2 separate regions of the Homo sapiens genome follow, and region 1 is linked to region 2. The links are chromatin contacts, found by Hi-C or POLR2A ChIA-PET in ENCODE. All regions are on one chromosome and are shown on one strand. The core of a region is the stretch at or near the end of the contact, and the rest is flanking DNA. Distances in the headings are between cores, read along the strand shown.

Region 1 (2,756 bases), core at 166-2,665, 200 kb before region 2:
AAAAAATCCCAGGTCCCTCCTCTGCCGTACCCAGGGTGCCCTATGCCCTCCGCTGCAGAGCTCTCTCTGCCTGTCCATCCTCAAGGCCCATCTCAAATGCAGCCAGCTCTCTCCTGGAGCCCTAAAACACAAGGGCAAGGACTCTGGGGGACACTGAGTCCTGTGTTCAGCCCAGGATAGGATGAGCACATGTGGGCCACATCCTCTGTCTTGCCGGACTCCCTAACTCACAGCTCAACTCTGTCTCAGAGCAGTCACTCCCCAACTCACAACAACGAGAGGAGCTGGGGCATGCCGAGTACAACACAGCTTCCCTCCCCTCCCCAGCCCACCATGAAGACCCCTTCCCGTGCTTTTCCCATACAAAGCATTCAGTCCATTTGGGTGGTTGTTCAACTAAGCTCTCTGTTGAAACTGCTATTCATTTCAACTCACTGGGCAAGTGGCTTCCCACAAGTCTGAAAAAAGATTCACTGAACGTTCAAAGAAATTAAGAAAAACAAACTGGAGAGAGGGCTGCTTCCACCCTGGGGCCTGCACGCATGCTGCATGCTCCTCCCATGGAAACCAACTTCAATAGCGACCTTTCTCAAAACACACCCAGGAACTCCAGTGTTAAGGGGCAGGGACAGATCTGATCTTGATTTTTACTTTCTGTCGCTGGCCCTGTGTTCTGGGAAAGATGTTTGTCAGATCTGGACCACCCGTCTCCTACAGCAAGGTTGCAAGTTCAACGGAAGAGCATTGATTGACCAGCCCCAAGAAGATGCTGACCTTGGCCCTTTGTGAATTGACCTCCTGCCAGCGGAGTGCTAAGACACTGTGATCATTTGGATTTGCAGGGAGGGGGGCACCTCACCCAAGGCCGTCAGGTCTGAGGCCTGGGTGCTCAGGGTCCTGCCTGATTCTTGCAGGAAGCCTAGACTTGCTTGGCATCATTTCTGGTCACGTGTGATCAGGAGAAATGCAGTGAATGTTTTGCTCCTTCCACACCATGAAATCGTTTCCCCTACAGGTTATGCTGTGGGGGCTGTCACACTCCCTCAAAGAACTCAGTGGACTCTGTCCCAGGGCACCACTGCCCCAGAGCTCTAGTGCCTGGCCACCCAAGAGGCCACAGGGACAGGTCCCTGGGGGAGTGTTCTCAGCACTGAAGCCACCAGGATCAGCAGACACAGCCCAGCTCAATGATCCCGAGAGTGGGGGCAGCATCAGGCTCACCTCCGGAGAGCAGGGTCCCAGAGGCCACAAAAATTAACCCTCTCAGACCACAGCAAACTGGGGGAGAGCTTAATGCTCATAAAGTAACGTGGCACCCAGAGGCTTGGTTCCCTTTTAAAGATTGAAAGCAGGACGCAGTCCCCTGTTTCCCCAGGAAGAAGAGCCACAGAGCAGGCACCAGGGCCACCTCTCCTGGGCCGTCCCTCAACCCAGCCTGGGTGACTGGTGACAAGGGATGCCAGACTGAGGCCTGCAGCTCCAACCCACACCAAGGCCGCAGGCTGCCCAGCGTTTTTTGTTCAAATTTGTTCTCTTCCCTGAGGGATACTTCCCTCTCACACGGAGAATGTTTGGGTTGGCTTTCTGGAAAACTGGGTGGGAGTGAAAAATAGCTGCTTAAGGCATGAGGGGAGGGGGGATGCAACACTCACTAGGAAGAAAGATTCCCCTCCCCACCCCCAGGAGAAAGAAACCTCCCTCATTACCCAAGAGGAAGACCCCTCCATCTCCATCCCAGGAAGAATGAACACACACACACACACAATGAACACACACACACACAATGAACACACACACACACACCCACACACACACCCCTGCCCTGGGAGCAAGGAAGCGCCTCTCCCCCGCTCAGAACCCCCTCACTCCCCGAAAACCCGCAAGGCTGAGCTTTGGGAAGTAAACAAGTCCCGGCGCTTTACGCAGGCGCTGGGGGCCCAGCCAGGCCGCCACACTCGCTTCGCTGGTGACGGGAGGCACAGGCTTCCAGATGTGAAACGCTAACAGGCTGTAATGGCTTGAACTGAACAGGAAATATTTTTCCAAAGCCAAAAGAATGCAATCTTTTCAGTACAATGTAAAATGCTTTTATGAAAAAGGCACACAGTTAAAACGATAATTCACTGCAGACTGTAAAGAAACTGAAACCCCCAGCAAACCCCAAATTGAAGAATTCCCTTTAAGCATATGTTGACGTAGTTACCTTAAAAACAAACATAATGGTACGTCTTAAGGTGTCCTTTAGGGAAAATGCTTAAATCATTCAGAATCTTCGTATCAAAGCTTGGGTTCCCAGGGCTGCAGCAATAGATCCACTCCCTCGGTCACTGCCTGTCCCATCAGCCACGACCGCGGCTGGGTCAGCCACTGCTGATCAGTCCAGCAAGGCCTAATGTCCAAGGCCCTTCCTAGCACCTTTTGGTCCTTCCTATGTAAACTGCAAGGTCAACTAATGAAGACCTTGAACGGGATCAATGTTTTGCAATTAATCATTGATTTAGTATCACTAGCAAAATATTCTCTTCAAAGACTACCTTACCACAAAGGTTAGCAAAATCTTTTCAGTTTAACAAATGTAATTTGTATCATATGGGCCCATTATTTTAAGAAACATTACCGAAGACATTTTACATTTTACTAGCCTCACTCTTAGAAACTTGGACTTTGCCGAAAGCCACTACCTGGCAGCAACTATGAGGCAGTATGTCATGGGAAAAGCTGGCTGAAATCACTTGATTTTTTTTAGTAACGTGGGC
Region 2 (2,700 bases), core at 11-2,510:
TAAACATGATGTGGGTTCTATTAGCATGGCGCCCTCCCTCCCTTCCTACCACCTTTATATGAGCGGAGAACATCTATGACTCTTATGAGAAAGGAAAGATGAAAATCAGAGTGACATAGTATAGTTAAATTGCAGATGCTTAATTATAAAACAGCTTGTTTCTGAATTTTAATTCCTTGCTTTTCTCTGACTTTTTAAATTCCCCTCCTTAGGCAGAATTCATTTTTACATTGATGATTTTTTTTTTTTTTTTTTTTTTTTGAGATAGAGTCTTGCTCTTGTCACCCCGGCTGGAGTGCAATGGTGTGATCTTGGCTCACTGCAACTTCCGCCTCCCGGGTTCAGGCAATTCTCCTGCCTCAGCCTCCTGAGTAGCTGGGATTACAGGCATCTGTCACCATGCCCGGCTAATTTTTTGTATTTTTAGTAGAGATGGGGTTTCACCATGTTGGCCAGGCAGGTCTCGAACTCCTGACCTCAGGTGATCCACCCACCTTGGCCTCCCAAAGTGCTGGGATTCTAGGTGTGAGCCGCCACACCTGGCCTGATGAATTATTTTCATGTGTGGAACAAAACTTTGATGCTGATCAGTGATTAGGTACCTTTGTTTGGTTCATTTTTAACTAAGGAGATTTCTTTCTTTTTAAAACCATTCTTTAATCTTGTAAAAATATCATTTAATGGGTGGATGTTTTAGCTGTGATGAATGACAGGTTGTCGTAAAGGAAGAAAGGTATGTGGTTTCCAGTAAACTTTTAATTCTTTTGCAAAATAAAAATAACAGTCGTACAGAGAGTAAAATATATGAAGAGTCAGGAAGTGATTTATCAAAATCAGATCTTGGACTGCTGGTTTTACCATGAATTAGGCTCTTGGAAAGTGATTGGGCCAGTGTAGGTTTACATTTTTTTTTTCTTGTTTTATTTGTCAAAGCAAACTTGTGGTTGCCTGCCCGTAGTTTAATTCTGCCTCCTTTGGGCAAACAACCGACTTTTACTGGGAGTCTTTCTCAGGGAGATAAAGGTGCACCCTGAAACTCTGCTCTCTGATTCCTCAGCAAAGTCAGTCCTGAGTATGGGGCTTGGGTGTCTCTGCAAGGCCTTGCAAGTGAGATGGGCTGTCACCTGAGCTCAGGTGGGGCTGCTCCTGCCTTGGACAGCCTCCCCAGCTTCTCCTGCATTATACCCAGGGGCTGGAGGGCAGAGAGCAGGTCTTCTTCTGCTGGTCGGGGCAGTCACAGGCTTTCCTCTCGGCCTGCTTGTCCTCCGGGTGGGTCCAGCACCCGCTGGGATTCCTGTGGGCTTAGTCACTGTGTGGCGGCGGCAGAAGGACTGGGGAAACCGCCGGCCGGCCCTGGTGCGCTGTCACCCCGAAGGAATGCGGGCCAGGCCGGGGCTGCTGGGCCTGGAAAGTTCTCCAGTCCCTGTTGCAGATCTGGCCTGCCGACTCAAAGTAAATCTCTCTTCCCCTTTATTTCCCATCAAATAAAAAAGGAACACGAGGTAGCCACTGTACTCACTGAAGATGCATTGTTTTTTTTTTTTTTTTTTTTTTAAGCGAGCAGCAGCAAGATTTATTGTGAAGAGTGAAAGAACAAAGCTTCCACAGCATGGAAAGGGACCCAAGCGGGTTGCCCTGAAGATGCATTTTTTAACTTGCTTTTTAACTAAGTATTTTTGCTCTGAGCTTTCCTGGATCTGTAAACACACCCCCAGCTATTCAAGATGGGCTTCTTGGTGAAAAGTGATGTGTCCTAGGAGAAATCACGCCTGTTGTTGCCGCTGGCCATCACAGATCCCGGTGCCTGTCTGTGAAAGGCTGGCCGGGCTGGGTGGGGATGAGAATGGTCGGGTTGTCTAGACTCAGCCTGGACTGTCTTTGACTGGAGGGGCCTGAGCTCCTCCTCCACTGCTCAAGACCCCGGTTAAGGGGACAGCAGAGCAGGGATGAGAAGTGGCCCTCTTCACATCACCTCCCAGCAAGAGGGCCTGACTTAGTGCTCCCACCATTGCCAGCCCCAGTTTCAGGGTCCCACTCAGTTGTATTTGAATAGGTCTCATGACATGTGCTTTGCTTGAAGAGCGGCTATTAGCAGCAGACGTTCAAGAGGCTGAGCTCAAGCAGGTGAGCATGTTCTGAGCCATTGTGAACCCAGTGAGGTGCCTATGCTGATGCCCAGGGCCGCCTGGGCGGGGTCAGGCCCCCATCGCTTCTTCATCCTAGCTCTGGGAGTGCATTCTGCACTCTCCCGAGGCCAGCTGGTGGCCTTTGGTGATCACCCTCTCTGTAAGTTTTTAAGTGGCTTCCTTTCCTCTGGTGGAGAAGCCAGCACCTTTATCCTATGACAAGAAAGCTCTTTGTAGTAGGTGGTAGTAGAATCAGACAGATCTGGCTTAAAATCTTGGCTGTGCTACCTCTTGGCTCTGCACATTGGTGAAGAGAATTTACCTTCCTAAGGCCTCTCAGCTACACGACTGTGGACACTCAGCTTCCTTCTAAGGTCGTTGTGAGAGGTAAAGAAAAGGGGTTAGTCCAGGGCCAGACATGGCACAATGCCTCAATGAAATATTAGCTGATACTATCATAATTTTTAAATTCCCATAGGACTCACTGTTAAAGGATTACAAGGCTGACACAAAAAATACTGCATTTTGAATTTGTGTCTGATTTATACATTTCCAAAGAGTGGAATTCTCACTA

The links. A loop is a pair of places that touch in the nucleus more often than their neighbours do. ChIA-PET counts read pairs that join two places held with the same protein, here RNA polymerase II (POLR2A). Pooled maps may share reads with other maps.
Region 1: a map of adrenal gland shows a loop between it and region 2 (3-fold over the local background). The contact joins two enhancer-like sites. A Hi-C loop is called at or near these places in 2 of 168 maps with a recorded cell type or tissue (adrenal gland and endothelial cell of umbilical vein) and 2 of 50 pooled maps. POLR2A ChIA-PET finds 5 or more read pairs at or near these places in 4 of 52 experiments (HEK293, MCF 10A, Panc1 and 1 more).

Annotation. Positions count from the first base shown.
Region 1 is chr15:98,523,901-98,526,656 of GRCh38, forward strand. No RefSeq gene overlaps it. Among named protein-coding and RNA genes, the nearest start is that of LINC02351, 100 kb to the left of the region's middle. Within about 2 kb of position 1,416, at least 4 of the 41 ENCODE cell types and tissues checked have a DNase peak (open chromatin) inside an H3K27ac peak, as active enhancers do.
Region 2 is chr15:98,726,476-98,729,175 of GRCh38, forward strand. The region is part of intron 2 of IGF1R (insulin like growth factor 1 receptor); the gene reads left to right. Among named protein-coding and RNA genes, the nearest start is that of MIR4714, 57 kb to the right of the region's middle. Within about 2 kb of position 1,261, at least 30 of the 41 ENCODE cell types and tissues checked have a DNase peak (open chromatin) inside an H3K27ac peak, as active enhancers do.